Regions from separate parts of the Homo sapiens genome. Here region 2 is linked to region 1. A link is a contact called in ENCODE Hi-C or POLR2A ChIA-PET data. All regions are on one chromosome and are shown on one strand. The core of a region is the stretch at or near the end of the contact, and the rest is flanking DNA. Distances in the headings are between cores, read along the strand shown.

Evidence for each region. A loop is a pair of places that touch in the nucleus more often than their neighbours do. ChIA-PET counts read pairs that join two places held with the same protein, here RNA polymerase II (POLR2A). Pooled maps may share reads with other maps.
Region 2: a pooled map shows a loop between it and region 1 (2.2-fold over the local background). The contact joins the promoter of CCNJL here to the enhancer-like site in region 1. A Hi-C loop is called at or near these places in 3 of 50 pooled maps. POLR2A ChIA-PET finds 5 or more read pairs at or near these places in 4 of 52 experiments (AG04450, PC-9, Panc1 and 1 more).

What each region holds. Positions count from the first base shown.
Region 1 is chr5:160,017,389-160,023,704 of GRCh38, forward strand. All of the region lies in intron 2 of TTC1 (tetratricopeptide repeat domain 1), which reads left to right. It overlaps LOC124901124 (a long non-coding RNA gene), which reads left to right. Exons shown (of 2, transcript XR_007059025.1): 1 at 1-1,643; 2 at 6,209-6,316. Among named protein-coding and RNA genes, the nearest start is that of TTC1, 11 kb to the left of the region's middle. Within about 2 kb of position 3,788, at least 3 of the 41 ENCODE cell types and tissues checked have a DNase peak (open chromatin) inside an H3K27ac peak, as active enhancers do.
Region 2 is chr5:160,309,174-160,315,489 of GRCh38, forward strand. It overlaps CCNJL (cyclin J like), which reads right to left and starts at 3,391. Exons shown (of 6, transcript NM_001308173.3): 1 at 3,191-3,391; 2 at 2,685-2,799. The coding sequence starts at 2,750. RefSeq lists silencers at 3,320-3,439, 3,550-3,609.

The DNA.
Region 1 (6,316 bases), core at 2,538-5,037:
ATGGCAGCAGGGGCAGGGCAGCTCCCTTCAACCTCTTTTATTAGGACACTAATCCATTCATGAGGTTGGAACCCTTATGACTTAATCACATCCCAAAAGGACGCACCTCTTAATACCAACACAATGGGGATTATTTCAACATGAATTTTGGAGGGACACATTCAGACCATAGCAAGTGTTTATAGTATTAGGACCTATGGCACATACTGCAGAATGCTAGTATTGATTCCATAAGAAAATCGCCTTTTATGGACTGCTTGTCACAGTGCAGTTTCTTAGGTCTCATGTGTAAATTTCCTAGGTAATTCATATGCACATGCTGAGGCTTGAGGACCACTGTCACAGGTTTTGCACAATCTTCCTTCATTAAATAGCTGTTGAATGAATAGCATCTTTTTCTCCCCCATGAGAGCCAATAATTGGCCTTATAAGTTACAGAAATTTTTTTCTCACATTTATTCAAGTAATATTTACATTTCTTCCACCCACTAGACATTGTTTGAGGCCCTGAGGGATACAGTGGTGAACAAGACAGGGTTTCTGTTCTCTCATTGGAGAATTAGGACAAAATGTTAACATGAAGGATGGGTTGGGTTGGAAGGATGGTGCTATGGTTTGAATGTTTTCCTCCAAAATTCATGTTGAACTTAATCCTCAATGTGTAGTATTAAGAGGTGGAGCCTTTAGAAGGTGATTAGAAGAATTAGTATCCTTATAAAGTATACCAATAAAAGACTTGAGGGAACCTGTTGGGCCCTTCTACTCCCCTTCCACAAAGTGAGGATGCAGAAAGAAGGCACCATATTGAAGCAAAGAACAAGCCCCTTACCAGACGCGAAATCTGCTGGTGCCTTGATCTTGGAATTTCCAGCCCCTAGAGCTGTGCAAAATAAATTTCTATTATTTATAAATTACTGAGTCTGTTATTTTGTTATAGCAACCTGACTAAGACAGGTGGAGAGGACTGCTTTAGATTGGCTGGTCAGGAAAGCCTCTCTGGAGAGGTGGCCTCTCAACAGAGACTTAGGGGAGGGTGGCACTGGGAGCAGCCAAATGTGTGACCGTCTGAGAGGGAAGCATTGCAGACAAAGAGAGCAGTTGAATAAAGCCCTAAAGTAACAACAAGTTTGGTGTTTTGGCATGTTCAAGGAATGGAAGAGCCGATGGCTGAAGCATGATGATTAAGGAAGAGAGTGGGCTGATAGTAGGCAAGGGTCTGATTATGGAATAGTTCCTAAGCCGTAGTAAAGAACTTGAAGTTTTTTCCAAGTGCAGAAGGAAACAGATGGATAATTTTAAGCCAGGGAGAGACGGAAGTTATTTACATTTTAATAAGAGAATTCAGTTCTTATACAGAGAATGGAGGGGTATGAGGATGGAGGAGGGACATGAATAGAACATTTGAGCCCAATTAGGCTCTAATGCAGTAGCCCAGTGAAGATGATAGTAGCTTGAACTGTGGATCTGAAGAGAAGTGTATGATTTTGGGATATATTTCAGAGGTAAAGCAGACCACACATTGCAGTGGATTCGATTGGCGGGATGGAGTGAGACGTTAGAATGATTCCTTGTCTTCAGCTACTGGATGGATGGTGTGGCCTTTATTAATATGAAGAAGATGAAGGAACTTTGAACTTATCCAGGTTCTGGTGATTTAATTCTTTCCTGCAAACAAACATTTTTTATTTGTAAGCCAAAATGCAGATTTAGTCATTTCAATGGGTTTGCTCCCTTTCACTAGTGGTTTGCAAATGGTATTCATTTACATGTACACATAAGGGATCCAAAAGTCTGTTGCTTGGTGAACATGGATTCAGAATGCCTGGTATCTGGGATTTTAAAACATTAGGCTCTGAAAGTTTTAAGGATTATTCTTTAAGGTCATTTTCTCTTTAGGAACCATTATCAAAGCTTAGAAGTTTCAGTTTAGAACAGATGTTATATTTCAGTCTCTTCCCTCTGTCATTTTTCCTAAATTCCACATTACTTAATCTTTTGGATTTCCATGTTTCTGCCACCCTATTGCACCATTTTCATAATCTAATTAATGTTGTGGCTGTGGATGTGTTTGCAGGGAATACTCTCGATTGCTTCCAAAAAGTTCTCAGTAACTTCTTCCATAGTGGCCTGCATAGTCCTGTTAACGTCATGAGCAACCTTTCTGATTTTGTTGTTTCCCTTTTCTTTCATTCTTTTTTTTTTTTTTTTTTTTTTTGAGATGGATATTCCCTCTCTGTTGCCCAAGCTGGAGTGCAGCGGTGCGATCTCTGCTCACTGCAACCTCCGCCTCCCGGATTCAAGCGATTCTCTCTCTGCCTCCCGAGTAGCTGGGGCTACAGGCGTGTGCCACCACACCCAGCTAATTTTTGTATTTTTACTAGAGACTGGGTTTCACCATATTGGCCAGGCTGGTCTCGAACTCACATCATGATCCACCCACCTCGGCCTCCCAAAGTTCTGGGATTATAGGCATGAGCCACTGTGCCCTGCCTCCTGCCTCCCTTTTCTTTCATTTCTTGTTTTCTTTTTGTTGTTGTTGTTTTCTGTTTGTTTATTTTGAGACAGAGTCTTGCCCTGTCGCCCAGACTGGAGTACAGTGGCATGATCTTGGTTCACTGCAACCTCTGCCTCCCAGGTTCAAGTGATTCTCCTGCCTCAGCCTCCCAAGTAGCTGGGATTACAGGTGCCCACCACCACACCCAGCTAATTTTTGTATTTTTAGTAGAGACGGAGTTTCACCATGTTGGCCAGGCTGGTCTCGAACTCCTGACCTCAAGTGATCCGCCCGCCCCAGCCTCCTTTTCTTTCATTTCTAATAGGCATCCTTTGGAACTAAGGTGGTCAGTTTTACCAACTTCTTAGAGTTACCACTGTTGAACTTAATGCTGTCTACAAACGATTAAATCAAATCCTAGAAGGAGCTTAGATTTCTGATCCCAAGTTTGTTTATTTTTATTTTTGTAGAGGCCCTTTCACTTGGCCTCCCAAAGTGCTGGGATTACAGGAATGAACCACCCTGCCTGGCCTGATGCTAAGTTTAAACCAGTGGAAATAAGGGTTGCTTGCTCTAAAACAGGGGTCGTCAACCCCCGGCCATGTACTGATACCAGTCTGTGGCCTGTAAGGAACCCAGCCACACAGCAGGAAGTGAGCAGCAGGCTAGTGAGCGAAGCTTCATCTGTATTTACAGCCACTTCCCATCGCTTGCATTACTGTCTGAGCTCCACCTCATGTCATATCCATGGTAGCATTAGATTCTCGTAGGCTTGTGAACCCTGTTGTGAATTGCACATGCAAGGGATCTGTGTTGCCTGCTCCTTACAAGAATCTAATGCCTGATAGTCTATCACTGTCTCTCATCACCCCCAGGTAGGACCGTCTAGTTGCAGGAAAACAAGCTTAGGGCTCCCACTGATTCTACATTATGGTGAATTGTATAACTATTTGATTATATATTACAGTTTAATAATTATAAAGTACACAATAAATGTAATGTGCTTGAATCATTATGAACACCCCCTTCCCCAAGACCCTAGTCCGTGGAAAAATAGTTCCCCACAAGAGCAGTCCCTGGTGCCAAAAAGGGTAGGGACCGCTGCTCTAAAACATTTGGAAGTTAGTGAGGTGTGTTTACATTATTTGCTGGCAGAAAAGTTAAAATGACGTTCAGTATTTCCTGTGTTTATTAAGAAAGGTCACTTTGTGTAGATCAGTGGTTTCCAGACTTTATTGTGTCTAAGCATCACAGGAAATGTATTAACCATGCACAGCCTGAGAAGTGTCTGACACCACACACCTGTGAGGCAACAACCAGGCATCTGTTTTGTTAGCAAGCCTCCCAGGTAATTTTGATATAGGAAGAACTGTGGCCACACCATGGGAAACAGATCCAGATGGACACAGATGACTAAGCTTCCAAAACAAGAAGTATTGACCTAACCCGTACATTGACTGCATCCAACATCGGAAGAACTGAATAGGAGGTTTTCTTTTACCTACATCCGTTGATCAAGGTCTAAAAACAACTTGTTGGGCCGAATTTAAGCAGTCCTGACATAGAAAATTTATTTCTGTTAAAGATTGAGTTTTGGGAAATAGAATTTTCTGATTTAAGAAACAAGGGACTATTTCCAAGATTAATTCCTCATAGATCAGTCATTTTTTTCCTCAGAAGGATAACACCTACTGAGAGGCAGGTTCTAACTGTGGCTTAGATCCAAAGATCCTCCCTCATGCCTCCCTAGAGGACCTGTAAAGGTGACTTGTGGAAAGAACAGATATGTCTTTATGTATGTAAAGCAAGTGATATCTGATTTCAAAGAAGACAAAACCAAAAGCTTATTTTTTTAATGATAAGGAATTCCCTTCAAAATAATTATAGAACTGATGTCCCTAGCCCTTCCAGTATTTGCATTCCAAGTGTAGTTTTCTTGTCCCACCTAGATAAGACTAAAGCAGAAAGTTTTGTTGCATGTGCCTCCACTTTCCAGCAGTTGAGCAAGTATGTACCTCTCTTTACGCTCTCTTTTACTCCAGCTATTGATCTCTGGGTACTGTGATCCCTGGGTACTGTGCTTGGCATAAAGTGTATGCCGTTTTATTTTGTAGCAATTACTTCACAAAACTGCAGAGGGCAGCAGAGAGCTGCTGATAGATTTATAATATGGACATAAGCTTGCCGGAGTGAGAGTCTTGGTTTTCCCCCTGTTTGTCTGTTGAGCACATGCTTACCATAGGATTATTTAAATATGAGATTATTTTTTAAATGTATTTCATGCAAGTTTTTAACTATTTAATAATGATAGATGGGGTATACACTTATAAGCTCAAAGTCAAGTGTGTTTATGTTGTATTCACTGACCTAAAGTAAAAGAAATACCCTACTCAGCCACTGCATTGTAGTCTGCTGAAGAGTGGTTTATTTATAAGGGACTAGAGAAGCACTTTCTAACATTTTGCCATGCTACCCAGGATTTTAAATTATATCAGTTGAAGTTCTCTAGCTTGGATTTTTGGGTTTTTTGGAGGGTGGTTTTTTTGTTGTCAATTAAAAAATTATATTCAAGCTACTTCTAATATTTTAAGAAAGTGAATCAATCCATTTGAAGCTCTTAGCACAATGTTTGGCACATAATAAGTATTATGAGTTTTAGCTCATTGAATGAGTTACACAGCCATGGAATCAGGCATCTAATATAGTATAGGTAATTAAGCAGATAGGGGTACTATGTTAGTAAATAGGAAATTACAAGGTAAGATTATAGCCAAGTCATGGATATTTGCTTTACAGGAAGACTCTTCACTTAGCAATAGTAGCATACCATTTCCATTTTTCATCCTAACTAGTATTTACAGTAATTTGTCTTCTTTATAGAATATCTTCTTTATGTAAAGAAGTTTATAATATTTAAATCCTTGATTTGCTAATTTTATTCAGAAAGGACACTTGTAATAGTTTCCACCTTTATTTCTTTGTTAGTTAAATGAAAATTAACCCACATATGCTACAGATTCGGGGTAATTCTAGAAATTGAGTTATTCATTCAGCAGACATTTGTTAGTACCTGCAATTAATAGACAAAATTGGCCGGGTGCAGTGGCTCACGCCTGTAATCCCAACACTTTGGGAGGCCGAGGTGGGCGGATCACCTGAGGTCAAGTTTAAGACCAGCCTGACCAACAAGGTGAAACCCCATCTCTACTAAAAATACAAAAAAAATAGCAGGGCCTGGTGGTGTGCGCCTATAATCCCAGCTACTCAGGAGGCTGAGGCAGGAGAATCACTTGAACCCGGTAGGCGGAGGTTGCAATGAACTGAGATTGCATCACTGCACTCCAGCCTGGGCAACAGAACAAAACACTGTCTCAAAAAAAAAAAAAAAATTAGGCAAAATTGGTTTTCTTTCTTTTTTTTTTTTTTGGAAATAGAGTTTTGCTCTGTTGCCCAGGCTGGAGTGCAGTGACGCAATCATGGCTCATTGTAACCTCTACCTCTGGGGCTCAAGTGATCCTTCCCCCTCAGCCTCCCAAATAGCTGGGACTACAGGCATAAGCCACCACGCCCAGCTAATTTTTTTTATTTTTAGGAGAGACACGGTCTTGCTGTGTTGCCCAGGCTGAAGTTTTCTTGAAGAATATGGTTTTCTCTGTCAAGAAACTTATAATTCAGCTAGGGAGACATGTAACTCTGCTTACCTTTTTATTTTAGGTAGTTTCGTGTTTTATCACGAAACAGATCCAGATGGACACAGGTGACTAAGCTTCCAAATACAAGGCTCAATGGGGACAAAGCCGTGTGCACAAGGCATGTCACATG
Region 2 (6,316 bases), core at 2,141-4,640, 290 kb after region 1:
ATTCTGGGAAGAATGGATGATAGGGGCCAGATTTAGAGAGGTTAAATGAGCAGATCAGGGTTTCACTTCCATCACTAGCGTGCATGCAGTACCAAGACTTGTTTCCATGGTGTCAAGTTTTTGATACCCTGTAGTATGATGCCAGACTGGAATCTCATATTTGACAAACTGGGGCTCCCAACGTCTCAGTGATCTCAACTTCGCCTCCTGTGTCGGTCAGGTGAGGATAATTGCTTGTGGTTGTATGGAAACAGTTACACAGCACATATGTAAACATGCTTTGTATTCATCAGGCAACATTCAACTAAGAGTGTCTACTGTGTGCCACGCTCTTGTAAAGTTGTTCTACAGTGTTAGAAACATATTATCAGAGTAGACATTTGAGAAAAACAATTACCCTGTCTGAGAAAAACAAAATGCCAGCCCTCATTCCTCAAGAAAGGCGAGGCTAGTATGGCTACTAAGTTCCCCTATTCTTCACTCTTCTTGCCAAACTCCATGAAGCCAAATTTTTGAAGAAGCATTTTCTTCTTTGAAGTGGGAGAGGAAATAAAGTAAAGGAGAACAATAGCAGTATTTTGAGGAGGTGGGACATTATAACCAAAGGAACTTGGGATTTGTCCTAATAAGGCCAGCTTTAAGTCAAGGTTGACCTTGGCCATCAGTCCTTGGGTGAGCTTTCTATTTCTAACCTGCAAAACTGGGACAAACTCATCGTCTCTCCGAGGTGGGCAGCCCAATAGTAAACTCATACGGCACTATGACATGGCTATAGCAGTTCATGGAGCCTTTCTTGCTTCTTTGAGCAGCCGAAGGAACATTTAGGACATCCTCCCTTATGTATAAAAGGTTGGGCATTCTCAGGTAACTAAACAAATGGCATTTATTGCTCTTAGAAATCCTTCCCTCTAGAAAGGGGCAAATCAGGTAGAAGTCGTTCCTCCTAAGCTATGAGCAGAAATGACAACCACTTGAGTCTATGATAAACAAGGAAGCCCAATTTCCACGGCAGTCCTCACTAGCTCCATTCAGCCACCTCCTCCAGAAAAGGGCCAGGACCATACCCCTACCACTTTCCTTGCTTTTCAACTGAACCAACAAGACCTGGATTTCTTCTTGTCCAGATGCCTAGAATGTGCCACACGTTGGCCACTCTGTTCTGGGAAGAAGACCAAGGGAACAGATGAAAGCCACAGCCTTGCCAAGCAACGCAGGACAAAGACAGGTCAGCAGGTACAGAAAGAAAAGAAAAAGGCATTAATTGGACAGGAAGACAGCTACTCAATGAGGTAAAAACACTGAGTAGCTGGTGACCCTTTAAGCAGAACTCCTCCAGACACTCGGAGCAAATGCACTGACTGTGAAACCTGTGTGGGGGCTCAGGTACTGCACTAGGAAGACCTTTTCCTCCCTGTATTGGGCGCAGTAGTGTCCCCCCAAATGTCATGTTAATCTGGAACTTCAGAATGTGACCTTACTTGGAAATGGAGTCTTTTCAGATGTAATTAAATTATGATGACATCACATTGGATTAGGGTGGGTTCTACTCCAATGATCGGGTATCCTTGTAAGAAGAGAAAACAGACAGACAGATAGCACCATGTGACAGTGGAGGCAGAGACTGGAATGATGTACCTACAAGCCGAGGAATGCCAAGGATGACCAAGCACCAGCAAATTTAAGAAGGAAGAAGGAAAGATCCTTCTCTAGAGCCTTTTGAGAGTCATGGCCCTGCTAACACCTTGATCTGGGATCTTCAGCTTCCAGAGCTGAAATAAATTTCTGTTGCTTTAAGCCCTCCAGTTTGTGTGGTCCTTTGTAATGGCAGCCCTAGGAAACCAATCCATTCACTACTTCACACCTGTTCCCCAAGCCACCCCTTGCCAATCTCAGCCCAGGGACTGGAGGCAAGACACACAGGCCATGCCTCCAGCCCACCTGGACTCTTCCACCTTCCCAATGCCCCTCAGCCCTTCTCTCCTTGAGGGGAGGGGTGTGCAGGGATCACATTTCAGCTGCTCCCACCCACCTTCTGCCACAGGAGGCAAACCGGCAGGGGAGTTTTTGTTTTCTTCCCTCAGCCTCCCTGTTTTGTAGCCTCTTTCAATTATACAGGTGTTCCTTAAATTTCATTCGGTCCCATTCTAGATATACACATAGATACACGTATTTGGCCATAACCATGTATTCCCTGTACTACCACTTATCTTTATATAGAGTTACTACTTTTACTTAAATTTGTTTTAAAATAAACTGCGACATCATTATTACAATAAATGGAAAATCGCAAACGCAGAGCTTGCTAGATACATACACATTCTTAAATTACACATTAGAATGAATACACAATATTTTTTAAAGACCCCTTCACGTACGGTTTAAAATAACCTAGGGTGGCAATACTATAGGAAACACTGCCTTAGAGGTACAGTGGCTGTCTCTGACTAGTTGGCCCAGAGTTCTGAGCTCCTTATCAGAAAAACCAACTTCAATCTCTCCCATCTCCAGTCTCTAACCCCCGCCCCCCAATTCCGCTCAGACACTCCGGGAGAAGGTAAAGGGTAAGAGGAAAAAAAGGCACCCGGGAGTTCTGAGTTCCCACGCAGGCGACCTGAGAACACGAAGTCGAGACCGAAGGAGACTGTACCCAGTCTTGAGAGTGACAAGGGCAGGGAGGGACTGACCTTCTCGCGCAGGGTGCAGTGGACGTCCGAGGCGACGCGCCCTTCCCACCACGGCTCATCCATCATCGCGTACGCAGCGCCGCTATCCGAGGCTACCCGGCTCTCAGGGCGCACCCTGCGTGGACACGGGCAACTTCAGCGGCCAGAGCGTACCCCGGGCTCCGACCCCCGGTGTCCCTATCCTCTCTCGCCCCTGGCCCCGGGCCCCGGCGGGCGCCCCCTCCTGCGCCGCTCAGAGGAGCTGGAGGTCGCCTCTGGTCCGCGGAAGGCTGCGGTGCCCCCTCCCCTCTGCTCGCCGGACACGGGGCGATATGGAGCTGTGCAACAACTTGCAGAATTTTTATCTTCCCTTTTGCAAAAGTTGCAGAGAAAGTTGTCAACTCCGCTAGCTCGCTCGAGGCTGGGGCTCTGGCGGCGGCCACAGGCTCGCCGTCCCCAACTCCTCCCCCGCCGCCCAGCCTTTGTCCTGCTCCCACATCCTGCCCTCGAGCCGGGGCGAAACTCACGCATCCTCTCTGGGCGTGGGGGGCTGCGAGCGCCGGGCCCCTCCCAGTGCCGAGCCAGCCGTGCCCTCTGGTGCCTGCCGGCGGTTGGACCCTCGTCCGAGGCGCTCCGCACTCCCGACGGCCGCCTCCGCAGCCCGACTAGCCCCCGCCGTCGCCGCGCCCCTGCGTGCGCTCGGGTCCCGCCGCGGCTCGCAGGCTCCCGGCCGCCGGGGGCCTCCCTCCCTCGCTGGGGGAATTGGGGGCCGGGCCTCGCGCATGCGCTGCCGGCGCCCCCGCGCCCCGCGGGGCGGGGGGCTGGGAATTGGAGCCTTTCTTTGCCAGCTCTGGCTCCGCTTCCTGCCCGCCCTCCTCCCTCGCTTCGGCGGAAAGCTTCTCTCTCACCTTCGCTGAGGCTAGTGGTAGCCTTCTGGGCACCCCTCCGGCTTGCGCAGGGAGCAAAGGGACCGCGGCGCCACCTGCGCGCACCACGCGTGAAACGTGCGGACAGGACGCCCCCAGAAAGTTCTGCCTTCCGCGCGCACTGCTCTAGCCATCCTTACGTCGGTTCCACCTGTTTTTCTTTCTCTCTCTCTTTTTTTTTTTTTCCTGTTTTTGTTTTTTGTTTGTTCTCCTCTTCTTTGAAACCCGCCCTGCCATGGGGAGGTAGATTTCCAAACGGACAATTCCAGTGAAAGCTGCAGAAAAACCACCCTTGTTCACCCACGAGTCCCTAATTCTAAAGGAGCCTAAGTCACTGGTATTATTGTGCTCCTGCAGAATATGAACTATGCCTCACATTGGAGGAAAACCAGTCTTTTTTTGCCGGGTCCGGTGGATGGAAAACATTGTCTTTTTAATTCAATTGCTTGCTTTTGGAAAGTCATCCTTTTGAGTCAGCCCATCTGATGGCATAGCATTGGGCTATCCTTCTTGGCTGATTGATTTTTGTGATAGTTTTGGAGATTCACAAATTTGGAATCAAATCCACTTACCAACTGGGTGATTTTTGTCAAGTTCCTCAAACTCAGAGCCTCGTGTGTAAAATGGAAATAAAAGTTAAACCAACCTGCTGAAAATTAAAGGAGATAATGCGTGTAAAGGGATAATCACTACACCAGGTATTAAGTGAACACTCAGTAAACAACTGTGACTGAAGAGCCTTTAGTTTCTGACTGCTTTCCTGCACATAAAGACACACCTGGGAAAAAAAAATTAAATCAGCTTTGATAAGCTTCAATTGGACCTTGAAGAGCAGTTTTAATGTAAAACAAACGAACCATTTTAAAAGTGTAAGATACCTAAAAATAAACTGAATAAATGTGCAGGCTCTTAATGAAGACATTACAAAGGTTGAAACATAATAAAGAAGGCTTGAAGGAATAGAGGCACAAACACCAACTTAACCCAAATTACTCTATTTAATAAAATTTTAATGGTTGTGGGTAGATTGGAGGAGGGGGCACTTAACATGTTTTCTAACCTTCAAATGGGAGAATATCTGCGAGAAAAGCTAAGAAATTTATATTTTAAAAATGGGGGGATGGCGGGGCGCGGTGGCTCACGCCTGTAATCCCAACACTTTGGGAGGCCAAGGGCAGGCAGATCACCTGAGGTCAGGAGTTTGAGACCAAACTGGCTAACATGGTGAAACCCTGTTTCTACTAAAAATACAAAAAATTAGCCGAGTGTGGTGGTGCACGCCTGTAATCCCAGCTACTTGGTAGGCTGAGGCAGGAGAGTCACTTGCATCTGGGAGGCGGAGGTTGCAGTGAGCCGAGATCGTGCCACTGCACTCCAGCTTGGGCAACAAGAGTGAAACTCCGTCTCAACAAACAAACGAACAAAAAAACTGGGGGGACAGACCTGTATTATCAAATCTTAAAGCATATTGCAACACTATAGTTAAAACAGTGTAGTGTTCACACAAGAATGGATGGATTAAGCATCAGTGGAATAACTGAAAGTCTAGGAAAATTTAATATATTTAAAAATTCACTGTATGATAAATGTGGCATTTCACTTTGTTGGGACAAGTATAAACGGCTAAATTATTTAATAAATTAGGTTGGGGGAAAAAAGTAAAACTAAGGACTTGTTTAAATATCACCAAAATAAATATAAGAACTCAGAGAACTACAAACAAGCAAATCACAAGAGGATAAGAAGAAAACATACACGAATTATACGGAGGGGAAGGCCTAGATACTAAGACATGGGAAGAAACCAAAGGCAAGGTGAGTAGACAAATTTGAATAAATATGCAGGATCTAGATACATCAATTATCATTGCCAAAAAGGCAAACGACAAATTTGAGAAAATATTTTTAACAAATGTGACAAAAGGTTGATGCTACTTTCTAGACCTCTGATAAATCGGTATGTAAAACATTAACACCCTACGTGCAGAAATGGATGCAAGACATGAGTAGGTATGCCGTCAGAGAAGGAATTCATATGGATAGATGTTATTTTTAAAATGCTCATACTCCCTAGCATGCAAATTAAAAGCTTTTTTTAAAAAAACAGTGGGGTACTTTTTTGTTAAGGAATTTTGGTCAATCCACAGTGTTGTTGGGAATATAAATTAAGACCATCTTTCTGAAAGACAACATAAATCAAAACATTTTAAACTGTATTATTTGATCCAACTCTTCCACCTGTAGAAATTTATTCTTTTAAAAAAAGCAGATTTATTTCAAAGGTGTTTCATCAAAAATGCTTTTTCATCATAGTGAACCATTAGAACAGGGAACTGGTTTAATAATTATTTGTCTCTTAAAAGCATTTTTTAAAGGATGCATGATGAATTGGAGAAAATGTTTATAATTTATTAAATAAAAAGGATAAACTGGGCTGGGCACGGTGGCTCATGCCTGTAATCCTAGCACACTGGCAGGCTGAGGTGGGAGAATTGCATGAGGCCAGGAGTTCAAGACCAGCTTGGGCAACATAGCAAGATCCCGCCCCCGCCCCCCAACACACACACACACACACACACACACACACACACACACACTAGCCAGGTGTGGTGGTATACACCTGTAGTCTTAGCTGCTCAGAAAGCTGAAATAGAAGAATCACTTGAGCACCAAAGGTTGAGGCAGCAGTGAGCCGTGATTGTGCCACTGCACTCCAGCCTGGGCAACA